2 separate regions of the Mus musculus genome follow, and region 2 is linked to region 1. A link is a loop called in an ENCODE intact Hi-C map of the cell type or tissue named here. Cell type or tissue: heart. All regions are shown on one strand.

Region 1 (8,000 bases):
ACTCAGTCAAAGAGACAGATTATTGAGATTTTTGTCAGGTTGCTTTTTAAAACGTTGGATCTAATTTAAACATCTCAGCCCCACATTATCCCTTTCCAGCCACATGACAACTGACAACTCCCTTTTAGTAAATAGGTAAGTGTGATATCCTGACCATGTGAATTGCTTGTGAAAAGCAATGAATGCGTGAATTATCACCTTATGCTCCTCAGTTGAATGTGTTAAGTGTTGCCTGACTTTCCAGCAATGATAAATACCTTGGACTTTATGTCTGACATTTTGCCAGCTTACTGCTATTTTTAAATCAGCATTTGAGATGTCACTGTCTCCTTTCAGAAAGGAAGCCTTCAAGTTGCACGTGGAGATGTTTAAATTGTGTTTAAGCAGTCCCACTTAATGACAAAGGAATCTGTATTTACAAATTCAGGTTCAAACTCTTCATCCTTGCAGCTAGCTGGAATGACCAAGTAACCTCTTCAGACCTTATCTCAACTTAGTTTTATAGATTCACTGTGCTTCATTTTTATGAAACCTCCAATTTCCCAAAGCACTGCATGTCATATGCTTTTTTTTTTTCCAAAGGACAACCCTAACCCAGTAGCTTTCAATGAGGAGTACTACCCAAGGTAATTGTACTAAAAACCAACCAACCAAACAAACAAACAAACGATAGATATGAGCTTTACCAGGTCTAGAAGGAACCCTCTTACAAGGAGAGTACTTGGCCAGAGTTCAGATGTGGGATTCTTGCCACTGATGCGTTTCCATTCATGGTCTCACTGTGAACAACAGACTTGCAGTGCTCTGGTTGCTGGTCTGCCCCTGTCCAGTCATTGCTGGGAAAACCGTCAAGATTACAATCGACCTTTGTTAGCTGATTTGGCAGAGATTCGGGGGTTGAATGGATCACAGAGACTCAACCAGTTAGGAGCATGTTTGGTTTTCTGAAACAACCAGAAACCCTCCCCACCTCAGAGCCTGGCCACCCTGACATAAAAGCATGAAGGTAAAGCTGCTTTGACTCTCTGAACCATATGCTACACCAAGCTGGTTGATGGAGAATTTGGCCTGCCAAAGACCACTCAAGTTCAGGGAAAGCATGAGTTACACCATAATTTGAATAAGAACCCAGAAGGAAGATAGAACGTGTTGTATTGTGGTGTGCTAACCCATCTCACAGAAATTTTGCTTTTTATTGGCTAAATAGCAGAGAGAGGGGAAGAAAGTATTTTTATAGGTAAAAATCAGAAATAAAATAGAATGCACTCCCAAGTAAGGGGTCGCACTCTGATACGACCAAGATAGGTCATAAAACATTTATGTGTTTGCCTTAATCATATTAAATCTTGCAGATCCCAAATTTGAAGAATTAGATGCAGACCCTACTGGCAGAGAGCAGGGTACTAAACACATTGAAACAGGTAGAACCAAAAAGAGAAAAGAAAAGAAAAAGAAGGGTCAGTAACCAAAAACTGAGTTGCTGTCTCTTCTAAACCAGACTCCTGGTTTTATTTAAAAAGCCCACTGCCTTTGAAAGCACACTGGGTCTTTTCAATAGCAGAAGATCAAATGATGTTAATCAGGCCATGGGGCCTAATCCTTTAATGCAACTGTCTCTTTGCATTATAAGCATTCCAGCTCTTGCCTTCCCCCTCGCCCCCCCCCCACAATGATTTTTATCTCAGCTTTTCTTTGTCTCTCTCTGCCTCTTTCCTTAAATCTTGAGTTTTGACAATCAGTACAGAATATCCTCTTTTCTAAGTTCTTTGCAACTTCCTCAACGAACAATTTATTGCCGTGTCTTATAATGAAAAAAAAAAATGACAGGAAGGGGCAGTCTACCCTCTCTCCCCTCTCTTCTCCACCTTCCTCGTGCTTTTGCTTGCTCACCTTAGCCCACATTTTAGTGGGGAACCCACGCTGTTCTTGTAGCTCAGTTCTCCTGGCTCTCACCTCTGGCTGTCTCAACAAGTTCTGGTTCATGGACTCAGTTCCACTAACCCACAAATATGTTTCCCGCTGCTATCAATAGCTTTTCAGGAGGCCATCCTTTATTCAGAATATGAGTGTCCAAGTTTGCATTCTGTGGCACATTTATAAAGCCCAAAGGGGCATAGATTGTAGTGGGAGAATTTCTCCAAATGGTCTTCAGCTATTGGACCTGCATCCTGCTGAAACCAGACTTGCAGTCTTGGCTCTGCAAATTTAGAGCCACGAGGGACATGGCAATTAAACATATGGTGGTTAAGTTGTCACTTGATGTCTTGTCAAGGTTACAGTTCCTTTCGCTGCTAATAGGGCTACAGTAGAATGCCAGTGTTCGGTAGAGCATAGCTTATTTCTTAGAGAAGAAAATAAGTGAGCAATCTATAGAATTAGATTATAAATTCCACAAAAGTGGCCAAACTCCATATAATCTCTTGACCTTCTTATTCCTAACACGTGAGCAGGTTTACTACATGGCAGATGCTCCAAAGTTCTTGAAATCTTGTTTTGTTCACAAGGTTTTTGTTGTTGTTGTTGCTGATTTGCTTTTTAATTCAGGAAAAAAGATGTAGGGAAACAAATTTTATTTCACCATAATTAGATGAATGTAATAAGAGCATAGTCAGGCCCAGGCAGGGGACAGCATGGCAGATGTGAGCACTCCATCTCTGGAAGCTTGTGAGCACTTAGGATGCTGTGTCATCCCCTGGAGGGATGACCAGACTCTGAGTCTAAGGAAAATTGCAGCGCTGTCTATTTCATTACCATGAAGAGGTTCCTTTCCTTACCTCATGGTCTCAGATGCCTTCCACAGCATCAATTTAGAATAAAGAATCCTCATACTCTGCTCTCTTTCTGAGGATTCTGTATTAAAGTTGAACGATGTCTCGTTAGGCCCAAAGTTGAGTTTTATACTTTGTTTTGGGTTTTATTATTGTGATTGGTTACTTCTCTGAAAGCTCTCTGAGAACTTGAAGCACTATAAGGTATTTGCTGCCCCAGGGCTATGGCTCTTAGGTTCTTGAGAGTGAATTCCTTCTGCCTAAAGACACCACCTTGCTTTAATCCTACCTACTTATCACAACAATTTAGAATCTAAATTACAAAGTCCACTAAACTAAGGCACATCAGAGAATTGCAGTTATTTCTCAAAATGCTAGAAATCTCTTTAAGAGTCCTCAGTGTCCTCCATTTTATTTCTAAATTGGCTTTGTCATCCAAATGGATATTTTGTGACTTTATTTACATTCATGAACATATGCCACCCCTTAAAAAGAAGAAATAAAGTAGTGCAGGAAGAATTCAGGGCCCGCCAGAAAGTTGGCTACTCAGCTTTGGTATAATGATCTTTTGGTCAAGGGTGCCATCTCTCAGCAAGACTCTAGTGTTGCCAGTGAAGGTCAGACCACTCAAAATACTTCCTTTCATGCAGCACACTAGAGTCACTCCTGAGACTCCACAGCATCGTTTTTTAATGAAGATCCCCAAATGTGGCTATCTCTTGGAATTAAAAAGCATTAGCCTGGTTTTTCTATATTTTCACTATCAATGAAATCCATTTTTAAAAACAATACCTGATAAGGATACTTTTTAGTCTGGATTAATCATGACATTTTTTTGGATGCTTTATAGAATAAGTTTCCAAACTTGATTCAGGCTGTGAAGAATTCCTTGTTGTTTTAAATATGTTTAGAATTCTGCTGGGCCTCTCTTACTTAGAGCAAGGAATCTGTGCTTCACAGTTAAGCAGTGACTCCGTGTAGCTCTTTCACTCACATCCCAGCAAATGACTTCCACCCTGGAGGCCTCTGGTAGAATGACATTTCTCCCCATGTAACAAGGGTTCTCTTCATTTTATAATTTTGAGATTACCAGAATAAAAATGTGGCTATTTGAAAACGTATTGTGATGTCTTAGTCTGTATCCAAATAAAATTTTGACCTTTATTATATGCAGTATCCTATACTTACTGATTTCTATATGAACATAAATCACCACAAAGGCTTCTTCAACCCTGTAACTACTTGAAAAGACCATTTGTAAGGACGTTAGAATATACTCCTGGTACTCTAGGCATTCGTATACTTTTTCTAAATATAATCACATGGGAGTGCTGTTACCATTACAGGTGATAGGTAAGAAGAATGATGGGAGAGTGACAAAGGAAGAAGGACAGAAGCAGAAATAGTGAGAGTATAAATATTTACTCAATCCAGTTAGGAAACAGGACATTTAATATATTCATGCTCCAGAGCTGAGAAGGCAATGGTGATGACATAGTGCCACCTGGTGGTTGACTCTCAAAACTACATGTAGTTTCTTGGTGTTGCCCTGAAAATTGCCAGATAGCCCTCTCCTCTTTCCAGTGCACGACTTCTTCCCAAATCCATCTCTTCCTCCCCAGCTTGAGGGGAACCGTGGACAGCAATCACAATACAGTCATCAACATTGGTTCACAACCTCCCTAATGCTGCGACCCTTTACAAAACAGTTCTTTATGTTATGGTAACCCCAAACCATAAAATTACTTTGCTCCTACTTCATAACTGTAGCTTTGCAACTATTATGAATCATAATGTAAATACCTGATATGCAGGATATCTGGTATGTGATCCATGACGGGGTGATCAGGACCCATAGGCTGAAAATTGCTGACCTATATAGCTTTCCTATTACCTTTAATGTTAGATCATCTCTATGCATACTTGTTGGTCAGTGACCGATTAATGTATTAATCAACCTCAATGTTACAAAATAATGATATTCTTTTGAAAATTTGCAAATTTAAACAATCTAAAAGGGGGAGCATTGTTACGGAAGTTTAAGGAAGAATTGTTAATCTAATGGTGAGCCCCACCTCTACCTAAGGACACCTGTGACCTCTCTAGCTTAATTTTGTTATAGAAGGAACTTATAAGTGGTTTACCAATGGATGATTCAGTCTTGAATGCCCAAGGATGAGAAAGTGGGTAGATTTAGTTATCACTATAGTATTTTCTCACAGGTCTGTAATGGAATCCATAAAGATAAAGTGTATATAGCAGGAGGAGGAAAAGCCTGTGGAAAGCAGTGTGATCGTCCAGTGCGAGGACATTCTCTTGCAAGGTTAGACTTCTAGAGTTAAAAGGTACTTTCCATATTATTTATTTCCACATTATTCTGACTCCTTTCACAAGTTTTAAATAACTCTACATTTATCTCTCTTGTGTTTCTGTGACTTTGTGTTTTAAGCTTTAATTCCTTTGTTTGGTTTTGTTGCAAGAGAGGTCTGGATCTATTAGCAAGTCAGGTTGTAAAACACCTTCTACAATGTGTCATTTATTGGGAGAGAGTGGGCCTGGGAGAGAATTAGAAACAGCTGAAACATGTAAAGGCCCATTGACTCCTGCTTCTATAGGAAATGTAAAAGCTCCAGTGGAAAGAGAGAATTCAGAGAGGCAGAAAGTTAAGAACAGATGTTACTCAGCTGTGGCATTGGCTGAGATGGGGAGTGGCCTTGGATATCAGGGAGGACTGATATGGAAGTCTGGCATGCTTTGTCTCCTACTTCCTGCATCCGCAGTATCACAAGGGATGGGAGAAGAGAACCATGGTGTCAACATCCTGCATCACTATGATGGGCAGAAACCCAACCACATATTCTTAGAGAAATGATTGGGTTTATCCATTACATTTGGTTACATTTGTATCTTTAAGCTCCCTTTTTGGGCCACTCTGAAAATACTGATGACTTGGCCTTTGGCCAAGATGATTCTTTCCCTCCAATACATTTATCCCAGCACTTTATTCTCACTGAATGTAGAGGGCTGCTCTGCAATATTCTAGATTCTGAGAATCCAAGACATGGTATGTGTTGTATCAACATGATAAAACTTCCCAAGAAACGTTGGAGAAATTTTCTGTGACTTCATAGTTAGCCACTGGTTTCCTAAGCTTTAGGGATGATTCATACTTTGAAAGGATAGGACTGTCCATCAAAAAGGGAACAGATTTGACTTGATAGCACTTATGAACTTAAAGATTTGTCTTTCTGACTATGATGGACCAAATATTCATGACACAGATGTGCCTTTGTATTCCTAAGAAAGTTCTAGGTGGTACAAGCTACAATCCTCATCATACAATGAATTGATGTAGGAGGCTCTCCTGGCAATTCATGGTATACATTTTTGTGGTAAACATTTTTTTATTTGTAGAAGGAGATACATGAACGATAAAGCACACGGCAGTATGCTAAGCCTACAATCCAGTAACATAGTAGTTTGTTAGCCTGATCTTGTATTACAGATTCCATATCTGTCCATTGAAAGTCTTGCGTGATTGCCTGTGCTGCAGGTATATACGCCAGCAGTGCCACAAACCTTTAAGTAATACATTGCACTATGACCTACTGTGATAGCCTTGATTTCCACACCTGGGAAAGGATCTTAATAAGGAATCTTCTATGGGGCTAAACTATGGGTACAGCAGTGAAGGAATCTGTCTATCTATCTATCTATCTATCTATCTATCTATCTATGTATCTATCTATAATTATATCATTTCCCCCATGCCTTTTCTACCTCCAAGCTCTCCCACATACCACCCCCTTTGCTTTCTTTCAAACTTATTTTGATCCCTTTTTCTTTAACTGCTGCTGCTGCTTCTGATGGTAATGGTGTGTTTGTGTGTGTGTGTGTGTGTGTATGTGTGTGTGTATGTCTAAAAACATACATACAACCTGCTCAATCTGTATAATGTTACTTGTATGTGTATGCTTTCCAGGCTAACCATTTGATGTTGAATGACAAGTTGGTGTGCTCTTCCGTGGGGAAGACTGCTTCTCCAGATCTCAGCATCCCTTACTTGCCTGTAGTTCTTTGTCTAGGGTTGAGGTCTCATGGGCTTTCCCCTTTCACAATAGCATGTCTATTGGTATTGTGCTCATTCCACTCACACTTGGTCATCCATCTTGGTGAGACTTTATGGGTGTAGCTTCTGACATTTCTAGGAGGCACAGCATCACAGCAACCTCCCTGTTCTACTGGATCCTCCAGCAAAGTGCCTGGCACAAACATAGTCCTCATTACACAGATACATCTTATACACACTCCCTTGAGCACACTTTCCCTCTTCAGTAACTCAAAAGGAACTGCTCAGATCCTTTCGACTTTTAATGTTATGACCCTGTGTAGGTTCTATTGGTTTGAGTGGGCAAGTGGAGCCGATTATTGCTTAGTGTGGTTCTAGGATTGAGTGTAGGGCTTCTCCCGGGTCTGTAGTTTTAGTAGGAACTCCATGTGTCCAATTTCCCTGTGTCAGTCTGTCTTGCTACAGCTGTGGTGTTCACTGGCCAATACTTTTGATCCTTGTGGTCCTGCGCTCTGGCTCACCTCTCTTTATCCTATGACTTCAGCTCTTGGCTAGTGAGCTGATGTGGTTTGCTTTTTATGTTCTTATAAGATATTGATGTGGACACCAAACCAGAAGAGCAGTAAGTGCCAAGTACCTTGTCAGGCCAAATCCAATTAGGATTTTGCTTTGATGATTTTGCAAACTGGAAGCTCCAAATTTACATTTCCCTTGGTTTTCCTGTTTTAAGCTTTTTCTACTTTTTAAATACTGTAAGTTCCACACCATTAAAAATTCATAAAGTTCCTGGAATTTTGGCCTCTGGGATAATTAAGGTTTGCTACAAAACTTTGCTCACAGACCTACTTTTTTATCAAAGGTCTACCCTTTAGTCACTGAGAAATGCCCTAAAATAGCAAAAATCACTGCATCTCCTTTACTTGGAGGCAAGGAAGAAACACTCCAAATTATTGAAATTGAGCAAATGTTATTTGGAAAGTTTTCTCATTTGATATAACGTATTCTACATATGACAGTTGTCCCTCTACACCTGCAGAACCTTTCGCTCCTTACCTCTGAAGTGCAAGGCCTGGCTGTGAATAATGGTTATAACTTGAAGCATCGGGACTGTACTGGCTGCTTTTTGTGTCACCTTGATACAAGCTAGAGTCATCAGAGAGGAA
Region 2 (8,000 bases), 460 kb before region 1:
AGCTGATGGCATTAACTTGCAAAGACCAGAACAAGGCATCAAAGAAATGATTTACTAAATAAATAGTAGGAGCAATTGTGTTCCTAAAATCATCCTACAAATACTATGCCAGCTGAAAAGCTCTTGAACTTTGAACTCTGCCTTCATTAATGATACATTTTCTTAAGAGACATTTTATAGTCATTACTATTGAAGTTTGCAGCAGTTAAACAGTTGAATATTAATTCTTGAGGATATGGATATAGTGTTTTAACAAAGCATCAAAAGTAGAATGTTCAAAAGTAGAAAAATCCCAGTAAGTCTTTAAGATAAACCAGTAAAGGAAATGACCTAGGAAAGACGTTCAAGGTCACCAGCAGGTGTCACTGTGTATTCTAGGATCACAAACAGAAAGGACCAATTAATTTGCAGTTCACTTAAGGAGCATCTTTTGTGCCTAAGGATTTACCAACCATTTGAAACCATTCTTAAATATTCCTGTGGTAAATGTGCAGCTTCATGTGGGTCCCCTAACAGGTGGAGGGGGCTGTCTTCATCTCTGTTCCCTGCCATTAGATCCCCTTTCCCTACCTGGACTGCCTGGTTGTGCCTCAGTGGGAGAGAGCATTGCTTAGTCCTGCTAGGACTAGATTTCTCAGGACGGGCTCTCTTTTACTGAGGAGAAGGGGAGGGGACAATGGGGGGATTTTAAGGTAGGACTGGGAAAAGAGGAAGGATGGGACTGTGATCGGGATGTAAGTGAATAAAAAAAAAGTAAATTATTGGAAGAAAAAAAAAACCTTATAAAACCCTACAAAAAACAAAGTCTTGCAAATACATTTTCATTGCTCCTCTTCTTAAATAAAGCAAAAGTTAGAAACCAAATGAAAGAAATGCCCCACTGATAGTAACTTGGGTCTTGGTGGCTTCTAACTAACTTCCTAGAGGAGCTGAATAATTAAACCAATATTTTTTTTCACTACACTTAAAAAAATTATCAGCAAATAGTAAATAGCAGGAGTGTCCGTTCTTCAGCAGCTCTAAAGAGTATTCTCCTCTAATCGTGGCAGGGCCAGCTCACTGGGGTTGGCAGCCAGACTCTGTAAATGGGAAAGTTTGTGTTTACAGTAACTAGCTGCCCAATGACTGAGGCGTGCTCTTAAGATTTAAGTCAATATTTAAGAAAAGAGCCGAACAAACCAAGACTAAGGAAAAAGATCACAGAGTGACTGCTTCTCAGTGTCATATTGCAGATATTTCAGTACTCAAAAAAGTACTCAGAAAAGCACAACAAACAAACAACATAGGTCATCTTCTCTTCATTTGCAGCGCATTAATCCAAAGCATAATTTATAGTAAGTTATCAAAGACAGACGTGGCATACGAAGTGCAGAGTTTGTGTCTATTTCTTCTCAGTCTTAAATACACAGAGTCAACAGTAGCATATCATGCCCGTACTTCTCCTTGTTCACCATGTCCATGAAGATGTCTCGGGAGCTGCTGTGAAAGCAGCCAACGGTGGCCCTGGATGGCCTCCAAAAGCTCTCTGTGGAGCTTGCTTTACAATGTTTGCAGAATCACGAAGTAAACAAACCGACAAAAGTGGCATAAACAGCCAACACCCAATTTGGAAGTCAACTGATAACATTTTCAGCACAGAAATGGCCACATCCTTGGAAATGTGCTCTTAGAAGCCTTTGCATCAGCCACAGCGGCAGAACAAGAGACACAAATCCATAACCACAAAGGGAAGTGTAACTGTTTGTTTTCTAATTTTCAAATGGCAATCACCTTTCCCTTTTTTTTAATGTAAAAGAATACCTGAACTTTGAAAAGCAATATTTATGACTAATTTGATTTTTTTTACCAAACTTCCAAATTATATCCTAAATCAAATATAATGTTCTATTAACCCAAGAATTAAAAACAAAAGTAGCTTTCTAAATAAGCTGTATTATTATAATTTAGGAAACCAAAATAGAAGCCTTAGTTCCTTAACTTTGATTTTTTTTTTTAAATAGTACTTTGAAAGTTTGAGGGAAAAATGATATTTCACACACAAAACTTTTGTTTTCAAGAATACCATATACAGCACAGTTTTAAGCAAAACCCCTGCTGGCTTCATGGAAAGAACAGAGAAAGCAGGAACACAATTACCCTTAAGGGGAAAATAAGCTAAAGAATGGAAATGTCTTCGACTTCATGATGGATTATGTTTTTAATAGTTCTGCCACAACAAAGCATTTTATTGAAATAGCTCTTCTACGCCGGATCAGAGTGTGCAGAGCACACACCATTATTTTAATGATCTTCAAGAAGAATCTACAGTCCCAGATGAGAAAGTCAGATGCTTTGAGCTGGTTTTTTTTTTTGGGGGGGGGATAACTTACTTGTTTTTCAAAAGCTGTTGGCACTAGTCTTCTCAATTCAGATAAACTGTTATTTATTCGATCCCGACGCCTTTTTTCTATGATCTAGCCCAAGGAAAGCAAAACAAAAATCTAAGGGTACAGTACACATACAGAAAAATTATCCAAGTAAGAAAATAACAACAGTGATACACATGCTTAATTACATGACACAAGGGGGGGGGTGTCACCTACCCCTCTCCTTTTCTTTCTTGCCATAATCTGAGAGGTAGTTGTCGGTGAATTGGACCTCATCACTGAGCTTGTAGCGTGCCTGTGAAGGAGGAAGACAAGTCAGGTGCTGTATCAAGGTCATAGGCCCCTTCCCTGCCCCAGTTCATGGCACCCAATAATATTCTGACTGACTGCGCATTATATTACTTTTTTCTGTCTGTTGACTTTTTTCATATCTATGCTATTTGGAGGCTTTATTTTAGTTTCCAGATAATAATTATGCCTTAACAATGCTGTTGAGGCCTTGAGACAGCTTAGCAAGTAAAGGCAGTTGGCCACAAAGTGTGATGATCTGGCATGAGCTCCAGTCCTTTGGGCCCACAGGATGCATGGGGAAGAACCACTTGCACCTCCACAAACAGAAGTGACGGTGACAGTGACATGCACCTAGCCGGACACGCACACTGAATAAGTAAACATGATTTTCGAAATGCTATGCTGCCCATTCAAGTGGCAAAAATGAACCTGAACTTTTGAGTTCTCTAATGAAATGATAGCCAGTTAGGGTGACAGGTCGGGGGATTAGTGTGTCCTATTTCTCTCATGTATTTCTCAAAAGTCACCAACCCATCTGGATGTGTACTCCCATTCTCTTCTGCCAGACATACTGAACGTTCAAGAGCAGCACATGTCGAATGTGTCTCTATATGCGACTTTTAAAACAAAAACCTAATTCTCCTACTATCCCCAAACCTTATTGGATAGCCTAAAAAGAACAGATTGTAAGTTTTGCATATTGATCCTCTAAAAGAATATCCTAACCATATCATTGGGTGGAAAGTTGAAATTTAGTTTTTGCACTTTTCATGCTTTAACTTTGAAAATGAAACTGTGCCACCAGCCTTAAAACCAAGCTGATATCTCGAGAAGCTGCAATTCACCTTGAGTTTACTAAAAGGTATTTTTAGACTGCAAGGTTCAATCAAGTGATTATTTGGTGGTGTAGTTGGTCCATTAATGTATACTCTCCTAGGACTTTCTGTCACTTTGAAATTCACAGGTACTATGCTTCTTTAGTGTCTTAAACTCTCCAGGTCCTCTCTAGTTTTGAGAAGTTCTATTACCACCCCTTCGGCTCACTTCTGGGTCTTAATTCGAAATCAACTGACTCCTTCCTCACCCCTTCTAGTGACAGCCTACGGTTTCATTTTTTTTTTTAATACTTTAACAATGAGAGAGTTGGTAAACTGTCTCATAAGCATCGTTTTTGCTTTAGCTATTTTTCCGGCTTTGATTTCTACGTCTTAAAATAAGCCCGTGAAATAAATCCAGTTTTCTATATGCGGGAAGGATTTCACTCTTTGAGTGACAGCTGCAAATAAATAAATAAGGTGCTTCTGGGCAAGCCAATTAGAAGCAATTATCATTTGACCCCCCCCCGCCTCTAAAATGGTTGGGTAATCTTGCTGTCACAGGAAACAGGAGGTCTGTCTTCTGTGATCAGAACCTTGATCTCCTGGAGACTAAAGGACAAGCAGGCAAAGCAATGCTGTCTCATCTGCTCCTTATATCTGTCACTCATGGGTGGGTCAGCCAGATCACCCTCTGTCGACCTGCGCAGCTCAGCCTGTTTAGCTCAGATGCTTTACCTCCTCAAAAACTCAAGTCGCGATCCCAGTTTCTCTCAAAACAGAAATCCAGTTGTTTTTCTTTTCTCCTGACCTATTTTGGAACTGTCCCTAAATACAGTTCCAGTACCGGGGGCGTCGCCCGGACGTGCCAGTATGCGTGTCCTGTGCTGACAGCCCTGGACCCTCCCTCGCCATCTCCTGCACGCTCCAGTCCAGCTCCCTTCCAGTCGCTCCCACGCCTAGTGTGAACTCCATCTCTCGCCCCACCCGACTCTAGCACCCGCTTCCCGGGGAAAACGGTCTCCTCTCCACCCGAAGCTCCCCGGACACCCTCCCGCTTTTCCGCGCTCACCCAGGGTAATTGTTCTCGCTCCCCACGTCGATGGTCTCGTCCAGGTCGCTTTCGGAGGTCGTTTCCTCACAAGGGCGCTTCATCGCGACGAAGGAGGAGCAGCTACTGTCGCCTAGCGGAACGCAGCGCGCTCCCCGCGGGCTTCCTCCCTCCCTCCCTGCCCGGCTTCTGCAGGCGCCGCTCCCTCGGCGGCGCGGTCGGCTCCTGGAGGTTCTTTCCCACGCTGCAGCCCAGCCAGGGCGCAAGACCCGGTACTGGCCACGCCCCCCAGCGCGGGCGGGGCCCCTCCGCTTCTTCGTGTGCCCGCCCTGGCCACTCTCCAGGCCCCGCCTCCCTGGGACGGTGTGGCTTTCTATTGGTTAATATGGAGGGGCGGACCCGCGCTGGCCAATGGCTGCCGAGAGGCGTTGGCAGAGGCGTGGGAATGCCACCGCGCACCTGGGAGCCGGGAGTGGAGCGCTGGGGTTGACCGCCGGCGGCGGGAGCGGGCGCAGGCGCGAGAGCGCATGGGGCGGGCGTGTCGGGCGAGGGCTCCTGGGTTTTGGGCCATCACCTGCAAGCCGTGATCTCTCCCGCCGAGTTTCTACCCTCGGTTTAAAGAATAACCGCTAGCGCGTGGCTGAGTGCGAGTGAGCGTGTGTGACGTCTAGGGTGGGAGTGCTAGGCTCGGCGACCCACCCCTCTGGGCTGTCCCTCTTCTGGATCAAGCTGCTGAGTGGCTGACCGGAGCGGTCATGTTGACCCTCAGGGGATTTTGAAAGCTTTAAGTCAAAGTTTTTTTTTTTTTTTTTTCACCCTGCCAGCTCCCCAGCCTCTAGGTTGTGGTCAGATAAAGGACGCCCGCTCACCGGTCCAGGTGCCTAACTGCAGGAGGTTGTCCCCGTGCATTGTTGGATTAGTCACCTCTGGTTACTTCCTTTGTATCTCTGGACACAGAAACTGGAGGGAGGGGGTGTAACTATCTCGGTAAATGGCAGGCTTGAGTGGTCTTCCTACTGATGGGAAGAGGGATTGTAGGACACAAATCTGAGTAGGTTTTCGAGTTCAAAGTTCTCGGATTTGGATTATCCAAATTAAATGTCCCAGTCATCCCTCCAGTTTCTCCGGTGTGTGCAGCCACGGAGTTCTTTAGCATCCGGGGAGAGGATTTGTATTTACTTGTACACTGTATTTGTTTTGTAAAGTTTGCCCAGATCGCTAGTTCTTAGTGCACGTACAGCATGGATTGTGTAAACTCCAGGTGTGGTGTTCAGACTCCGTTTTTAAGTCTCTGTCTCTCTCTGCATACTGTGGGGATTTTTTAGCAGGCTCTGCCGACTTTTCCGCGCGCTCAGGAAGTGAGCAAGACAGTCTCGGGGAGTCTGGCGTGAGCTAGACCATCTGGCGCTGTAGCGCTGGGTGGGTTAGTGGAGGTCTAGAGACTCCACATGGTGCTCTTTGTGCTTGGTGGAAAAAGGCCTTTGAGAAAAGAAGACATCCATCAATCACCGAGACCCTCCACCTTACACAGATAATTATCTTTCTGGAAATCTGACTAAGGCACCCTTTCCAAACTCCATTCCTTGGTTACACTAGACCGGTGCAGCGGGAAAGGACAAGAGAAAAAGAGACAGCAAAAGACTGACTGGACTGGGCGCAGATTGGGTTGATGGGGAGTGGGAAGGAGCCGGAGTAACGCCAAGGATCTGCAGCCAGCGTGTCGTTAAAACACAAAACCCCTTCCCTACAGGCCCTGGCCTCTTTTGTGCGGTCCTCACCGCGGTGTCTTCAATAACCGTGTGAACAGAAATCTGAAACTTTCTGTCCTGACTTCTGAAACTCAACTCCAGGCAAATCACAGGATCATCGGGGGCCGGGCGGGGCCTGGCGAGGCAGGATGGGGTCAGCACTGCTTGGCCGCAGAACCGTGGGTGGCGAACTTCCCAGCTCTGCACTCAGTCTCTGGGCGGGCACCTGGGTGCTCACGGACAGCATGGCTTTTCCTCAGGGACAGAGCAGACAGCCCGAGGCTTGCTGGCCCTGTCCAATCCAGGCCTGCACCCTGCGGTTATCCAGTGTTTGAGCTGAGTGTGAGCTCTCCAGGCCTCGCTTTCTCAGCTAGAGTAGGGGGCAGGAGCGAGAGTTCCCAGCGCTTAGTGATGGCTTCACTCCCCCACCCCTTGAAGTTAAGGTTTGCCACGCGAGCACACAATTAATGGAATCTTCCAAACGCCGGAAGCAAGACCTGAAATCATTATAGGCGTGTGGAGCTGGGGTGGCACAACCCTAAGAGATTTTTTTCTCTCTCACTACACCAGTGCATTTAATTATACTGGTTGCAAAAAATTGCAGCGGGAAATGGTTTGCTTGTAATAAAGTAGCAACTGGTTAAAGTTTTTCCATTTTGTCTTTGAAGGCTTAACTGCCATGCAGTGTCATAAAAGAATATGGAGGAGACGTTCAGAAAGCACGCACGGATTTAAAGTTGGTTTGAATGCTTTTTAATCAACAAGGGGCATATATTAAAAGCGTTTAGAATAGAGCCTGCTACGCCAAACATGTGTGTTAAGAAGAACAAATAAGGCAGAAGACAGAATTTTAAAGTCTCCTTGTTAATCTTTAAAATACTTAATCCCAGTTAGAGTAGTTTTCTTTTATATTGGTTGTTCTCAAGCATCCCTTTTTCCTGTCTCCTGTCTAGACACACCTTTTCTATGTCCTACGTCTGGGTCAGAGGTAGAAACAGAATAAACTCTTGCAAGCGCTTCAACCTATTTAAAAAATAATTGAGCGTGGGTGGAGTGGGGAGGAACTGGGGTGGCATAAGCAGGGAGAAAGAAAGAGAACTTTGGAACTTTAAGCCCCATCTCCTCTCTGCGACACTGGTTTCAGAGAAAGAAAGAGTGAGTTACTGGAAGGCTAAGAACCAGGGTAAAAGAAAAAATGTTCTTTGCATAGAGCTATCTGCGTTTTCCTTTTGAAAGATTTGAACAATGGGATAATTAGACAGATAGATACGGGGAGGAGGGACTGTCCTAGAAACGAAATGCCATTAGGAAAGAAAGATCAGGCTGCTGGCCAACAAATCTAAAGGGAAAAGGGAGATGTAGACTTGCCGCCCCTCCCTAAATTGGTCCTTGGTGCTTAAGTGATTTAGCTCACTGAGTAGCAGAGGAAGTTGGGAAAAGCAGAGATTTTTTTGGCGACCAAATGTAGTCGTTTTGATATTCCTCCGGACGAGATCTACCCGTTATTACACTGTGAGTTTTCCTACTTACATTAAGTTTGGCGATCTTGAGCAAGTCTTACCTTGTCCCATAAACTGGAAACTTTAGCTCACAAACTAATTGATTTTTTTTCTTTGCCGCTCTTCTAAAAATTCTCCTGAAGAAGTTTGGAATGAATTGGATATATACATAGTTCTTGGGCTGCTTTCTTCTCTCATAGGGAGTACTGTGGTGTTTTCTTTATTTGAAT

Evidence for each region. Hi-C counts contacts between places; a loop is a spot of excess contacts. Peaks named below come from ENCODE experiments on the same cell type or tissue, not always from the same donor. Only the 100,000 strongest peaks of a DNase experiment are listed, where the experiment ranks them.
Region 2: a loop joins it to region 1, with 4 times the contacts of the local background. A loop is called at or near these places in 19 of 42 quality-filtered maps.

Annotation. Positions count from the first base shown.
Region 1 is chr10:31,295,101-31,303,100 of GRCm38, forward strand. No RefSeq gene overlaps it. Among named protein-coding and RNA genes, the nearest start is that of Hddc2, 14 kb to the right of the region's middle. In heart, a CTCF peak has its summit at 4,274 (motif pointing left); no DNase peak of the experiment used is centred here; H3K27ac peaks cover 846 bases.
Region 2 is chr10:30,838,022-30,846,021 of GRCm38, forward strand. Hey2 (hairy/enhancer-of-split related with YRPW motif 2) reads right to left here and starts at 4,762. Exons shown (of 5, transcript NM_013904.1): 1 at 4,545-4,762; 2 at 2,583-2,661; 3 at 2,370-2,453. The coding sequence starts at 4,627. In heart, CTCF peaks have their summits at 349 (motif pointing right) and 4,682; DNase peaks (open chromatin) are centred at 4,850 and 6,520; H3K4me3 peaks cover 6,937 bases; H3K27ac peaks cover 6,040 bases.